Regions from separate parts of the Homo sapiens genome. Here region 2 is linked to region 1. The links are chromatin loops, found by intact Hi-C in ENCODE. Cell type or tissue: endothelial cell of umbilical vein. All regions are shown on one strand. Region 1 overlaps DNAH8 (dynein axonemal heavy chain 8). Region 2 overlaps DNAH8 (dynein axonemal heavy chain 8).

The links. Hi-C counts contacts between places; a loop is a spot of excess contacts. Peaks named below come from ENCODE experiments on the same cell type or tissue, not always from the same donor. Only the 100,000 strongest peaks of a DNase experiment are listed, where the experiment ranks them.
Region 2: a loop joins it to region 1, with 20 times the contacts of the local background. A loop is called at or near these places in 5 of 110 quality-filtered maps.

What each region holds. Positions count from the first base shown.
Region 1 is chr6:38,791,674-38,799,673 of GRCh38, reverse strand. DNAH8 (dynein axonemal heavy chain 8) reads right to left here. Exons shown (of 93, transcript NM_001206927.2): 21 at 8,000. Among named protein-coding and RNA genes, the nearest start is that of DNAH8, 80 kb to the right of the region's middle. In endothelial cell of umbilical vein, a CTCF peak has its summit at 3,953; DNase peaks (open chromatin) are centred at 2,333, 2,673, 3,463, 3,893 and 1 weaker place; H3K27ac peaks cover 1,717 bases.
Region 2 is chr6:38,928,882-38,936,881 of GRCh38, reverse strand. It overlaps DNAH8 (dynein axonemal heavy chain 8), which reads right to left. Exons shown (of 93, transcript NM_001206927.2): 75 at 7,216-7,371; 76 at 4,889-5,071; 77 at 1,185-1,290. It overlaps DNAH8-AS1 (DNAH8 antisense RNA 1), which reads left to right. Exons shown (of 5, transcript NR_038401.1): 2 at 490-589. Among named protein-coding and RNA genes, the nearest start is that of DNAH8-AS1, 20 kb to the left of the region's middle. In endothelial cell of umbilical vein, a CTCF peak has its summit at 3,237 (motif pointing right); a DNase peak (open chromatin) is centred at 3,251; H3K27me3 peaks cover 767 bases.

The DNA.
Region 1 (8,000 bases):
AATATACTGAAAAGCATTGAGATGTACACTTTAAATGGGTGAATTGTAGGGTATGTGAATTTTATCTCAATAAGGCTGCTAAAAAATAATAATTTGTGCCAGAAATAATTTGAGCCAGAAATTGGGGAAACAAAAATTAATAGGAGATGGGAAAGTGAAGATAGCATGTGCGAGCATTTGGAGAAGTCTGGTTGTAAATGAGAAGCAAAGGAAGAAGTGGGAAAGTGTCTGTCGGCAAGGAAAGCATGAGAGCATATGATACTGCTGGAGAGAAGGACCCAGTGGAGAGGACAACGCTGAGGATACAGGAGAAAGGAAAACTGGCGGAACAAGGTCACCGAGAAGACAGGTAGGCATGGAATCAACAGCCCATTTGGAGGACCTCAGTTTTGAAGAGAGGTGGAAACTTTCTCCATAGAACCCAAAGGAAGGAAAAATGGATGCAGCAGCAGTCAGCAATGTGCCAAGAGCTCTGATTGTGGAAATTATTTACATGATTTTAATTATGAATAATCCCTGTCACTCCATCAAAGCCATATTGCCAGACACTCCATGTCCTGCCAACCATTCTCTACTTTTCTCTGCCACGCCCTACGTTGTGGGACTCCCTCATTCTCTGACTTCCAGTTGGGTTTAACCCAAGAGGAGGCACCAAGAGAAGACAGGAGAGCTATAGGAGAGAGAAGGTGGGGTATTTCTTTCCCATTCCCTCCTTGCTTGGAGGCTGCATCTCTGGTAGAGCCCTGCCACATGGCTTCAGCTTTTACTGGGCTCTGAAAGCACAATTTTCTTCCCTGGTCCCTTCAGCCCTAGTGGTGGTGATGACTTCCCACCACTGGGACTCCTGCGGTATCTCACCCTGCTGGGATCTTCACTGATACTGTCCCATACACAATCCCTGTGCCTCAACTCCAACCCTGTGTCTGAACTCTGATCAAAGAACACGTGCAAAACAAACTTCATTAATCCTTGCTGAATTGGGCCACTTCAGATAATCACAACGACCCACACTGCCATCAATACCAAGGGTAAGAAACTTAGACATACACATTCCACTGCACAGATGTCCTGTGTCAGCTGGCAACCCAATGGCTCAGCCACCTTCCTCTTATGTTCAACAAGTGGCAAAATAATGTCACTGCAAATACTACCTCTATAACACGTCATGAACAGTTGAGGCCACACAAAGTAAAGCATCCTGTCCTAATAAGGACTCCATCTCTTCTTGAGAAGACTCGCTACTCCTTGAGGACTAAGACCATTCTTAAAACTCAGTAAGAAACAGACTGAATACTAAAGAAGTGCCTTAGGGGTACGCCAGGGACTAGGAGACAGTTATATTGATTTTTAAATTTTGTTTTAATTAAGATATAATCCACATTCTACAAAATTAACCTTGTGAAGTGTGTAACTTACTGGTTTTTAGTATATTCACAGACTTGTGCAACCATGACCACTATCTAATTCCATAATATTCTCATCACCTCAGAAAGCATCCCTATACCCATTAGCAGTCACCCCATTTCCCCATCTCCACAGCTCTGGCAACCACTAATGTGCTTTTGTCTCTATAGAGCAAAGTTGATTTTTTTTTTTTTTTGAGACGGAGTCTCGCTCTGTGGCCCAGGCTGGAGTGGACACGGTCTCGGCTCACTGCAACCTCCGCCTCCCAGGTTCAAGCGATTCTCCTGCTTCAGCCTCCCAAGTAGCTGGTGTAATGCTAAAGGTTTTTGCCTTAGCCAAGCCGAAGAATTGGCGTGGCAGCTGCGAGTGATGGAGACACCGACTAAGAGAAAAAAAGCTGTAGGCTTGATTGAGCAGAGTGACAGTACAAAGCTTCCACAGCGTGGAAGGGGTCTTCAGCCGGTAGCCAGCGTTACCTTCTTTGATCACTTTTTAAACTTTTTAAGGTGGGAAATATGTGCAGCGGGGAGATGTTACTAGAGTGAGAAACAAAGACAATTAACATGTCTTAGATCTTGAGGAAAACCTGAATTGCAACTTAGGTTTCATCTACTTTATGACTTTGCAGCGGCGTAGTAAAGGAGACAGGATCTCACAGTATTTTTACAAGGAATTGGAATTGGAAGCATAGATAAGGTCTGCTGGTCACAAACAAACGGGCAATTAAAATTCCTTTTAGTTTCAGGGGAGGGGAAAGGGAGAGAGGGAGAGAGGACACAGGGAAGCTTACAGCAAAATTTTCACTGTTTATAGCTTTCTTAGGGAAGAAAACATGCACAAACCCTGGTGTTAGGAATATTTTAAGCATATATCTTCACTATTATTTATCTAGGACTAAAGTAAGGCTTGAGGCAGGAAATGAGTGAGTTTCACAGCTTTCTGAGCCTTTACTCGACTTAAGAAGCCTAGCTGGCCTCTCCTTTCACTGGGATTACAGGCATGCACCACCACCGCCCCCCGACTAATTTTTATACTTTTAGTAGAGATGGGGCTTTGCCATGTTGGCTAGGCTGGAGTCAAACTCCTAAGCTCAAGTGATCCACCTGCCTTGGCCTCCCAAAGTGCTGGGATTACAGGCATGAGTCACCGCGTCCAGCCCCAAGTTGATTTTGTTGACAGAATTGCTAATACTCATTAATTATTTAACAGTGTTTAACTTGGATCATAACATTTCCTTGATTTTCTATTCCATTGGTAGATCTATCGAGACAGAAGTTATCAGTTAGGCTCCAGTCAGGAAAACGGAAGACACACCAGCTATTGTAACAAATAAAATTAGAGAATTTAATATGGAGGATGGGTTAAACACAGTTAAAGTGTACAGGACAAGCCGCAGACAAGAACCCCTCAGACACCGAGTTGTGGAGGGAAAGGGCTTTATTCAACTGGGAGCATCGGCGGGCTCATGTCTCCAAAAACCGAGCTCCCCGAGTGAGCAATTGCTGTCCCTTTTAAGGGCTTACAACTCTAAGCAGGTCCCCATGAGAGGATTGTGATTGACTGAACAAGCAGTGGGTACGTGACTGCGGGCTGCATGCACCGGTAATCAGAACGAAACAGAACAGGACAGGGATTTTCACAATGCTTTTCCATACAATGTCTGGAATCTATAGATAACATAACCAGTTAGGTCAGGGGTCGATCTTTAACTACCAGGCCCAGGGTGTGGTGCATGCTGTCTGCCTGTGGATTTCATTTCTGCCTTTTAGTTTTTACTTCTTTCTTTGGAGGCAGAAATTGGGCATAAGACAATATGAGGGGTGGTCTCCTCCCTTAAAAGGACCCAAAATGCTTACAGGGACACTGACGGCACACAGAGATATAACAGTTACAGCAGGAAGAAGCTAGCATCCCTAGGACTTGGGATGAGGATGGAGTTATTAGAACCTGGAGCAGAGAAGTGAGGGGGCTGCCCAGCCAGCACTGCTATCTCAGGAGCTCAGAGAGGGACCTCATGATGCTGGTACCGTGAAAGGCACACGGGGCTGGCTCTGGAAGGGCTGGGAAAGCCAGGGCTGTGACTAAGTGCTGTTGGCAGAGTGAAGAGTTGTTGTGGGTGCAGTAGTGTCAGGAACAGGAGGCAAATCAGGAAAGAGCAAGTCCCTTCTCTCTCCTCCAGCATCCTTCTAGCACACCCATTGGTAAATCCTAAAAGGGACCCAGCTGGCCAAGGAGGAAAGTACTATCAGCCCTAGGATCACAGGACAGAAAGAACAACTGGAAACTAACAGAAGAAAGCTTTTTAATAATTCGCATAATCTGTCCTAAACCACCCTTGGATGCGCCAAGACAAGGAACACTGCCCTGACTGCAAATAGCCCTGATTCCCAAATACGATCTGAAACCACAGTTTGGCCCAAACCAACTTTGTCTCAAAAAATTAATGTTACATATATTGTGTTTCCAAAACTGATTGCAGTCAGGAGTGTGATCCAACTTGCCCTGTCATTACAAATCATACTCTGGCTTCACTATAACGCCACTTGCTGGTAGGTTTGTGAGAAGACAGCCCAACTGTTACTAGATCTTAGATCACTCCAGGGCAAGTGACTGGGCATACTGCTTGACAAGCATGCTCTTCAGAATTCTGCCTCCTGCATCTTGACTTACACTCTTTTTTTTTTTTTTCTGAGACACAGTCTCGCTCTGTCGCCCAGGCTGGAGTGCAGTGGTGAGATCTCAGCTCACTGCAAGCTCCGCCTCCTGGGTTCACGCCATTCTCCTGCCTCAGCCTCCCAAGTAGCTGGGACTACAGGCACCCGCCACCACACCTGGCTAATTTTTTTGTATTTTTAGTAGAGACGGGGTTTCACCGTGTTTGCCAGGATGGTCTCGATCTCCTGACCTCGTGATCCACCTGCCTCGGCCTCCCAAAGTGCTGGGATTACGGGCGTGAGCCACCGTGCCCAGCAACTTACACTCTTGAGTCTTAGCACTACCACTGGAGAATTACTGTATAATTGGTAGAGAGTTTTAGTTTGAGATGATGAAAAAGTTTTGGAAATAGATCATTGTGATGGTTATACAACATTGGGAATGTACCTAATGCCACTAAATTGTACACTTAAAATGGTTAAAATGGTAAATGCTATGTTAGTATATTTTATCACAATAAAAAAGTTGTCAGCCAAAACAAAGAGTGGGGAGTGGGAAATGATTTTTAAAACTTAAAGAGATATTTCAATCAAATGTAATGCGTGAACTTGTCTGGCTCCTAGTTCAGAGACAAACTCTAAAAAGACAATTTCTATTAAAGCTAAATATATTCATAATCTATGACTCAACAATTTCCCTTTGGGGTATATATCCACCAAATTAGTGCTTAAGTCCACAAAAAAAAATTTACAAGAATTCTTAGTATATAACCAAAAGCTATAAACAATCTAAATGCCCTCAAGAGTAGAATGAACAAATAAACTGTACTAAATCCGTATTATGTAATACTATACAGCAATGAGAAGTTGAAATGAAAGAACGAATGTGTCACAACTGCAAAGATGAATCTCATACATATAACACTGAGCAAAAGAAGTCAGAAATAGAGAATATATTCTGCACCATTCCATTTACATGAAGTTCAAAAACAGGCGAAACTAATATACAGTGATAGAAGTCAAATGGTGATTACTTTTAGGGGTGGGAAGGAAGTGTAACTGGCTGGAGTAAAGCACAAAGGAATCACTTGGGATACAGAAAGTGTTCCATATCTTGATCATGGAGACAGTTACAAGGGTGTATCATATGTAAACGTTCATTGAATGGTGCACTTAAAATTTGTGCACTTTTCTGAGTATATGTTACATCTCAATTTTTTTAAAGCATAGAAACTAAAATAAAAAGCAACCTGAAACCATAGCTTCTATGGGCTTTGTTTTTTCATAACCAAAAAAAAAAAAAATTAAGGCCTTGGATCCCTCACAAGGGTGAGAGGCTAGAAATGAGACCTACCCCATCCCCACCCTTGCTTAATATCAGGTAAATCAAGGGCTAGGCCCTCAGGGAAAGAGTGGACGAGAAAGGAAAGTCAGCTACCTTGGTTGAGGCTCTGGGCTGGCGGGGAGCAAATTCTCCCTTGGGAATTTACAACTAGTTTACCCTTACATAGGTTTGGGGCTTGAGTTTATACAATCTATGAAGCTTTAGAAATTCTATCCTCTGAGAAACCAACATAAAGTTGTCCCAACTTGGTAAAACTCCTAGGCATCACATAGAAATAAATAAAAAGAAACAGGTTCTCAACCAAGGCTGTCCAGCATTCCCACAAATAGATGTGTGTGCATTAGCTCCCAATCCAAAACTGTAAAAAACAGGAAGAAACAAGCCACTCTGGGCAAGAGTTGGTAGAAACAGCACAGAGCAGAATTAGACTCCCCCATTTTTTTCAGATAGTGAAATTATGTTGTAAAATATAAAATATTTTTTAATGTCTAAAGAAAAATAGAATAAAGACATGAGAAAAAGATCACATATATTTGAAAAAGAATATAAAATAACATCTAGAAATAGATAAGTTAATAAATTTTAAAAAGAGGGCAGGGAGTAGAAGTATTTCCAAAAATATTAATTAATAGTTACAATTAATGTAAATAGGTCAAAATTACCAGTTTTTTAAAAACAGACTTTCAGAATAGATTAAAAATAAAACACAGTTAAATGTTCTTTACAAGAACAAAATCTAAAATAGGAGAATCCAAAAAGGACGAAAGTCATAAAATGGAAAAAGACACATCTGAAAAATAGTAACCTGAAAAAAGCTGGTATAATTACATCAATATCAAACAAAATAACTTAAGGATAAAAAACTTAATAATGATAGAGGAACACCCAATCCAGAAGATATAATCATCTTAAACTTGAACACACCAAGAACAGGATGTTAAAACGGGTCATCTCACAGGCAAGGTGGCTCACACTTATAATCCCAGCACTTTGGGAGGATGAGGTAGGAGAATCACATAAACCCAGGAATTCTAGTCTGCAGTGAGCCATGATCTTGCCACTGCACTCCAGGCTGGGTGGCAGACCTCATCTCAAAAAACTAAATTAATTAACTAATTTAATGTAATGGGTTGTTTAGTGTTGTCTCAGTTATAGTCAAGACCCCAAAACTGAGAACAAATAATTTTAAGGCTGGGCATGGTGGCTCACACCTGTAATCCCAGCACTTTGGGAGGCCAAAGTGGGTGGATCGCTTGAGTTCAGGAGTTCAAGACCAGCCTGGGTAACATGGTGAAACCCTGTCTCTACAAAAAAAATGTTTTTAATTAGCAAGTTGTGGTGGTATGCACCTGTAATCTCAGCTACTTGGGAGGCTGAAATGGGAAGATCACTTGAGCCCAGGAGGTCAAGGCTCCAGTGAGCCATGACCACACCACTGCAGAACAACCTGAGTGACAGAGCAAGACCCTGTCTCAAAAAAAGAAAGAGTTCAGTTCAAAACATAAATGTATGTCTTGAATTTATAAGAGAGGTTGCATTATGTGCTGGTCCTTGAAAATGTTTAGACAGGGTTCCTGTCTTTGTGCTTTTGAGTCAATGGAGGATAAACAGGTATCTAAATAGTTTCAACATAACAATGCTGAAGAGGTTACATTTTATCCTGCAAGGACTATGTGCCACTGCCAAGAAGGATTTAAGCTGGGGCATTTCACAATCAGATTTGATGGCAATGTGGATGGATGTGTCAGGGTAAACATGGAAGCAGCGAGACCAGTTGGATCACCAAATGAATTGCTAAAGTCAAAATGAGCAGTAACGACCTGACCTAGAAAGGGAAAGAACAGGCTGAAACTCAAGCAAAATCTAAGTAAGAAAAAAATCCTAGGCTGGGAGTTGTGGCTCAGGCCTGTAATCCCAGCACTTTGGGAGGCTAAAGCTGTGGATCACCTGAGGTCGGGAGTTCGAGACCAGTCTGGCCAACATGGCAAAACCCCATCTCTACTAAAAACACAAAAATTAGCCGGGTGTGCTGGTACAGGCCTGTAATCCCAGCTACTTGGGAGGCTGAAGCAGGAGAATCACTTGAACCCGGGAGGCAGAGGTTGCAGTGAGCCAAGATCACACCATTGTATTCCAGCCTGGGTGACAAGAGTGAAACTTCCTCTCAAAAAAAAAAGTCCTGGCTAAGCCTCTCAGGACTGGCTGGATATAGGAAATGAAGGGGTGAGGAAAGAAGTCTAGATGATTCCCAGGTTTCTGAGTGACTTAGAGGGAAAGTATGTTGGAGTTAAAGCCATGAGAAAAATGATATGGCCCTGGTAGCCATGCACAGTGGAAGAGAGCTGTGAACCACTTACAGAGCCCCAGGAAACGCCAGCATTAGGCTGAGGATATCAACAAAATGTTAGTCTAGGTTGTGGCCAGGGCTCTTGCTATTGAAGGCATGAAAGTCCTTGGAGCAGAGAATGTTCACAAAAAACAAAAAAAAAAAGTCTAAATGCTACTGACCCAGGTTTCTACTTTTAGACTGAAATTTCACATTTTAGGTTTATAGGCCAATATTTTTGTGATTCTAATTTAATGAACAAATGCATACC
Region 2 (8,000 bases), 140 kb before region 1:
CTCTGGCCTACCCTAGAGTTCGGGATGGCAGACAAGTGCTGCAGGAAGGGCTGTGTTACTCCAACGGGTATGCTGTCTACTGTGGAAGTCCAAATTGGGATTAACCTCAAGGAGAGAGGTCTTGATCCAGCACACTCTTGGCTAGACTAGGGGAGCAGCCCTCAGCTCTGCTTGCTATATTTTTAATGCCCAGGGGTATCCCAAATGGCTGGGAGGAGTCACTGGACCAAGAAACAGACAACTTCACTAGCGGGAGCAGTGCGAGTAGGCAGATAAAAGGACTTTTCACTAAGCTCACCATAAAGGTACAGTACTTCTGGAAGGTCAGACTTGTTTAAATAACATCCCGGGATTAAGGTGCAGTTGTGAAGTATTCATTCACTTCTAATAAGGTAGTAGAATTCAGGTTTCTGTGATTTGTCTGCTACAGAACAATATGTTTGTTGATTTTATTTTCTTTGGATAAAATTTTCTTTTTATATATTGCAGAGAGAGTACATCCTCAAATTGAGGTGTGGCATGATGATTTGGCTGCCCAGAGGAGAACCTGTCTTTCCCATCTAAAGTGGGAGGTCAAGCCAAGTAGAGGGTAAGCTGGGCCTTTGGTACCCAAGCTCTTCTGACATGGATTACATGTGTCATAACCCGTTGCAATAACTGCATTTCAATGCCAAATGAAAGAGTCAATTTGAAAAAAAATAGATTGAGTTTCACCATGTTGGCCAGGCTGTTCTCAAACTCCTGACCTCAGGTGATCCACCCGCCTTGGTCTCCCAAAGTGCTGGGATTAGAAGCATGAGCCACCACGTCTGGCTTGGGAGACAGAGCAAGACTCTGTCTCAAAAAAAAAAAAAAAATAGATTGAGCACATTAGTTTCTTTGGGGCAAGCAAATTAACCTATAATGAGTTATCTAGCTCTATCAGGAGCCCTAATTTTTCTCAGGAGAAAGCAATTATATCAAGAAAATTGTGTTATTCTCAGATGCTCAGTCTCTATTTGCTAATTCAAAAATCAGATTCTCTGCCGTCCCTCTTTAATGTCTAGATGGAAATTGCCTTGCTTGTTTTTGCATTGATAACATGAGTATTTCCTAACATCTATAGTCATGAGGGCATTGAAAAGAGTGTAAATGAAATCCTTATTCAGAATCCGTTATTTCATTACTTCTTAATAACACAATACCTTTTGTAGCACTTAATTTATAGAGGAGGTTATCTTCAAGTTCTTTCATCTTCCGCTTATTAAAAGTAACATCCTCCAAAAGTTTAACCCTCTCAGCCTCTAACTCCTGTCATTAAAAAACAAAAAATAACATTGGAACTATAATTACCAGTTATTACAGTAAACCCAACTCACTAGTGTTTATTAACAATTTTAAAAGTTTAAAGCAAAGTACCTTTTGAATGGCAGAAGAAATTACTATCATTAGCCAAATCTATCTATCCATATTTTTGTTTCTGTGGAAATTTTTTTAAAATTATGCCTACTGTCATTAAGGTTCCACAGCACTTATACTGGCAGGCACCAGACAATTCTGCTAAATAATTTTGCCCAATTACCCCAAGCTCTCTTGCCAGCTTTAAGTTTATAAATAGCATGTCCCATTCTCTTGGCCCTGTTCCCACACTGCTTCTGTAAGAAATGCTATCTTTATTTGCAGTCAGAACAAGTAGAAACAAAAAGGCAATAATACCAAGAAACCAAGGGGCTACCCAGATTAAATGTGAGCTCTTGGCCTGGTTCCTATGGGAGCACCAGGTACCTGGTTTGGCACAGCCGATTGCCAATACAAACCCATTTTCCATTTTATTTGTATCTCCTTCTACAGAGGGCAAACTTGAATGTTTACAGGAGTTTTTTTCTTCTTACATAAAATGATATATTTTTAAAATTATATTTTGAAAAAATTTCAAGCATTCAAAAAGTTGCAAGCCTAATACAAGGAACTTTCATATAGCCTTCACTTAGATTCACCAAATCACATTTTGCTTTATCACTATATCTCTATAGAATACATAATGTTGTCATTATTGTTATTGTTGTTATCATTATTATTACTGCTGAATCACTCGTGGATGTCATGTCCTTTTACCCCTAAACACTTTAGCAAATCTCTGAAGAACCAGGTCATTCTTTTACATAAGTGTAGCCCAATATTCAAATTCAGGAAATTTAACACTGATACTGATGTGTCAGTATCACTGATACTCTCACTAAACACAGAGTCTACATTGAAATCTCAATAATCTCAATAATATTCCTTACAACATTTTTCTTCTGATTTTATACAGAATCACATGCTGCACTTAGAATTACGTTAAAAGAAGGTGTTTTAAAACTTATTTGGGAAGGTTTCTGGGAAAATTGCTTCAGAAATTTCATCATTTTCAAAAAGTCTTCCTGAACCAGTCAATCAAAAGCCATGGCACAGCCTTCATCTGTACATCTAATGTAGTTTGTTTTGTTTTTTGTTTTTTTGTGATTTTTTTCTGTGCGTGTTTTTTGTTTTGTTTTGTTTTGTTTTTTTGAGATGGAGTCTCCCTCTGACACCCAGGCTAGGATACAGTGGTGTGATCTCGGCTCACTGCAACCTCTGCCGCCCAGGTTCAAGCAATTCTCCTGCCTCAGACTCCCGAGTAGCTGGGACTACAGGCGTGCACCACCACGCCTGGCTAATTTTTGTATTTTTAGTAGAGACGGGGTTTCACCGTGTTGGCCAGGCTGGTCTCAAACTCTTGACCTCAGGTAATCCACCTGCCTCAACCTTCCAAAGTGCTAGGAATACAGGGGTGAGCCACCACGCCTGGCCTCTAATATAGTTTGTATCACAATCTATCAGTAGATTATTTCCCTCCAACTACGGTTTATGCATCTAGAAAACAGATACATAAGCTTTCCTATTCATTTTTGTATTATTGACAGTACTTATCTTGTGGCTTTGTAAAGAAGAAACTCAACCCAATAAATATTTGTCAAACTGAAATGTGCTGAATTTAGTCCAATTTCTTTATTTTACATTTGGAAAAGCCAAGGACCCAGAAATATGAACTCTGAATAACAAGGGTATTAGGCCGGTCTCTGCCAGTAACTAGCTGTGTGTTAAAACAGCCTAATACCCTTGTCCTCCAACTCCAAGACTAGTGTTATTGCCATTGTACTTACAGGGTGGCAGGAGTTGATGGGGCGATAAAGAGCATTGCTGTATTTGCAGGGAAATAACCAGTTAGTCATTTTCATTAAAATGGTCACCCCTGGGTGGCAGTATAGGAATACATGGACAAAATGAAATCATATTAGCTTCCTTTTCTGGATATGGAAAAACAGATATCATAGCACAGTGGACTCTTGCTAAACTTCATAGCAGGACCTGTAAACCTTATCTAGGAGGCTTGGCAGGCTGCAAAGTCCATGTGCTGTTACAGACCGAGACCCTTATTTTCTTTGGTCTCCATTTGCTCATCTGTAAAAATATGGGTATAATAGTAGGATTGTTAGGAGGGTTAAATATAATGTTTAGAATACCCTCCTGCATATTAAATGTGCATTTTTTTCTCCAGCAAGGTTGCTATGAGCATCTTAGCACATCTCTTGAAGAGGAAGCTAGGGAATAAGAAGAGTGGGTGTGGGGAGCCCTGGGGACCTTTAGACAGTGGAGTTGCTTGACTTCTGGAGGTTAGTGCAGCCTGCATGGGGGATCTAGACCAGCGAGGAATCATCTCAAAATAAACCCACAGCACCAATTAGACCACAAGGGACTAACTGTCAACAGTTAACAGCATGTGATCCTGAGAGGCGATGGAAACAGTGAATTGCCGGGCCAGGGCCATCTCCGCCTGGCTGTGGAAGAGGAACGGGATCCCTTCCTGGACTGCATAAGCCCCAGGTTTGTTGGAAACCAAGATCAAACAACTAAGAGAGTCAAAGCTGAGACTGTGCCCTTTTCACTCCACCAGACCAGCCACCTTTCAAGGGCCTGTGCCTGTGGTAACTGTCTATGAGCCAGGTAGGATGTTGCCTTTCACTGAGTCTACTTCTTTGGTGTCTGTGTCATTTCCCTCTCCCTTCTTGGATGTCTCTCCTGTGTTTGGGACCCTGGATTCACATCTCCTCTTTTCCCTCCTCTGTCTGTTTTCCTCCCTTGTCATTCTTTTTCTCACCCATCCACTTCATGCCTTGCTGCTCTTATTATTTCTAACCTTGCCTTTGTCTTGAATCTTTAATTCTAAAATTAATTACTTTATCATATTTTATGCAAATGTACTTTATAATGCAGATACATAAAATATTTTATGCAATTATATTTTATGCATAAAACAATGTTTTCTGAGCTTCAACTTAAAAATTAGTTTAATCTTGTATCAGTCTCTTAAAATCTTCCAGTCCTAAGTTGTTCTTTGTTTTATTAGAACCCTCAGTTAGACATAATTTCCCTGCTTTAGTGCAGGAAAATTTAATTAAAAATAAAGGTATGGCTCCCTATATCATTAGATTATTGGACTGTAGTAGTTGAAACTACTACAGTGGAAAGAAGAGCCATTCAGAGGAATTTCTTTTTCTCTCAATCATTGTTTTATTGATGTTTTCAGGTGTCCCCAAGACAAGGACTATACATAAGAGAGTCAGTACACCTAGAAGTTTAAAGACAGAAGTAGAAAGAGACGGGTGTGTGTGTGTGTGTGTGTGTGTGTGTGTGTGTTTCAGGCTGGATGAGAAGATGAGTTACATGATTTCTTGACAGGAATTAAGGCTGCAAAAGAAATACTTATGTTAACAAGGATAAATATGGTTTTTAAATTTTTTTTTCTTTTTCACATACTTAGCAATTTCTCAATACATTTTAAGCATGTATTATAAGCAGAAATTCTTTACCTTGAGAGAGAGATTACCTGTTTCTCTGTTAGAATGACTCTCCTTAGTAACTGATTCTCAAGTCCTTTCATTGTAACAGTGAAATCAATGACTGACGTTTTAGCATTAATCTCTGGGGTAAAGGCAGGATTTGGTAACTTCGTAGTAATGTAAAGTTTAAATGTATCCATGATATCACATTCCTTATCACCGACTTTCACCTACATAAATTCACATATAAAATTAAAAACAGCTTAAAGGGCAGGGAAAGGAACTTGGGTTCAATTTAGAAAAGAATTTACCTGTCAGTGCTGTGACGCTTCAATAAATTGGGAAGGAAAGTTACAAAATTTTAATCACTGATCTTAAATAATAAAGCCTATTCAATTTAGAATAATTTAGAATTGTAGTCCTGCCTGGTGATGTTTTTAGCAATGATACCAAGCAAATCAAATGAAAAAGTTATCCAAAACAAACGGTGAATAAAGGAAAACTTAGACATATCTAAGATTTGACTTTAACATTTTAGCAAGTACTTATCACTCCCATCAATTGTTTGTAGTACAGGAGCCGCTATTTTTTCTCCAGTTAAGAAAATTGTTTCCTACTGTGGAAATTTGATGTGTTTATAGGAAATTTTGTTTTTTGAATTTCATAGGTATATCTGAAGCATATTTGACAACAGAAAAAGTTAATGTAATTTTCAAAGGAAAAACGCCAACTTTTTTCAAAAAGGTAACATTTATCTTCAACACTACTATTTGCAGCATGTTGAAAAAACAATTGGTTTTTGCTATCTAAAAATCAGGTGGCAATCATAGAATTTTTAAATGACTTAAATCTCTGGTTAATCTTAATTCTGCCCGTGACCGAAAACATCACTAAGGCCACCATCACATTCTAAGGCATTATGCCTTCACATTGCAGATAAAAATCTAGGATCTTTTAAAAGACCTTCGGGAATAGAGATTCTATAACCTCCTTTGGCATATTAAATATGTCATATAAGATAAGCCAGACACAGATAAACACTGTATGATCTCACATGTGAAATCTAAAAAAGTCAAACTCATAGAAGCAGAGAATAGAACAGTGGTTGCCAGCAAGATAGGGGATGGGAGAAATGGGGAGATGTTGGTCAAAGGGTACAAACTTTCAGTGATAAGATGAACAAGTTTCAGGTATCTAAGGTACAGCATGTGTGGTGATGGATGTGTTAATTAATTTGATTGTGGTAATCATTATACAACGTATATGTATACCAAATCATCACATTGTACAGTTTAAATATATACGATCTTTACCTGTGGATTAAACCTTTTTAAATGCAGTTCAAAATTGTGGATGAGTCCATAATATCCAAGCCAGTCACCAAAATTTTGTTCTTAGCTTCTTTTTATGAAAAAGAGAAATTCTACCCTCTAATCTTATAGAATGATGCTAACCTTCAGAACACTAACTGCGTTTTATTTATTTTTCTCCCTATAAACTCATAAAGGCTTAAGTATATATTGGATGCTCCATAAACCTTTGCTGAATGAATTTTTTAAAATGCGGCATATAAAAGATTTTCACATTATGAAGAAAATTTTTCTGAATAAATCTGTCTTTATTTAATGAGAAAATATTCATTTTTACTTATTCACTGATACTCATGAAATTAAGTTGTCCAAAGTAATAAACACCCAATCAGAAATGCTGTTATAAAACTTAAGAAGCCTAAAGGTAGAGAATGACACAAATTAAACATGAAACACTTATACAAATTGAAAATAATTCATCACCAACAATTGAGAACAATATTCCATAGCTTCCAACAAAGTCAATGAGTTTAGACTGAAAATAAAGAGATAAATGACCAAATCAATGTGTTTATTAAAATGACTTTATTAAATCAATGACTTTACCAAATCAATGACTTTATTAAAATGTCATTTTCTCCAGGGAAGAAATCCGGGTTATTTTGTAAAAATGTATATATATAAGGCTTGCAAAACCAATATCTAGAGTTGCTTAAACATATATATACTGTGTGTTGCACTAACATATTAAGACCAGACAATGTGTTTCCTTAATGTTACTTAGTTTTAGCTAAACGACTACTCTTATCAAAATATTGCCCCCACCTCAGAAACTTTTATACGCTATAAAAAATAAAAGGAAACACTGAAGTATCAGTCTGGAAATAGTTTATTTCCGACGTACCAAATACTACTGCCTAAAGGAAATTGCATTTGCTGCTATGCTCAATAAGATAAGTAGATGTCACCATTGTTCTTTTCTTTCTTTCTCTTTCTTAATTTTTTTCTTTTTTTCTTTTTCTTTTCTTTCTTTCTTTCTTTTTTTTTTTTTTTACAAAGCTCACCTTGAAAGTGGTGCCAGATTTAATAAAATTCTTTTCTAATACATTATCCAAGGCTGGATCCAGCTCTTCATGAATGTCCTCAATGAGAAGGGGTCGGCCCAAGGAAAGGCTGTCCTCCAAGTGTGTGCGAAAATATTTATGGTTCAGAGATGTCACCTAAACAGAAAGAACTCATTGGTCTATCTGTGTTACAAAGAATGTGCCCATTGCTAAGGGAAACCGAGAGATTTGTTGGACAGGTAATCAAGAATTTTAAGGGCAATAGAAGAAGACTTACTTAAAAAAATTAAAGTAACATACAAAAATTAATTTCTAAAACTTGGTGAGTCATGATTTTGTTGAATGGGGTCTAGATGTGTAATGGGGTCTCTATGATCAAAAGAGGAGGGTTAAGGGGCATTGCTCAGATGCAATGTCAGAGTTCTGCTCCTGACAGATGGAAGAGAATAGTCAAGGATTAATCCTTTCAAACTTACATAGCTATAATCGCTCAGAGAAAGCAAAGCAACTTGCATATCTGGATATTCATTTATTTTCTCAGGACCCCTACAAGATGAGTAAGTGATAAAAAGTAAACATAAGAATGTCAGAAATGATATATTGAGTCGCACTGAGGGTCTATCCATGTATTCTGTCTCCTATTGGCACTGGGAAGAATTTAACACTTTCCGTAAAGTCAACCTAAAAGACTAGACATTCACTTTATATATGCTTACATTTTTTTAAAACTGCAATTCTGAATTCCTGGTTGGGTCTTCGTGTTTAGATTAATGCGTTTGTTATTA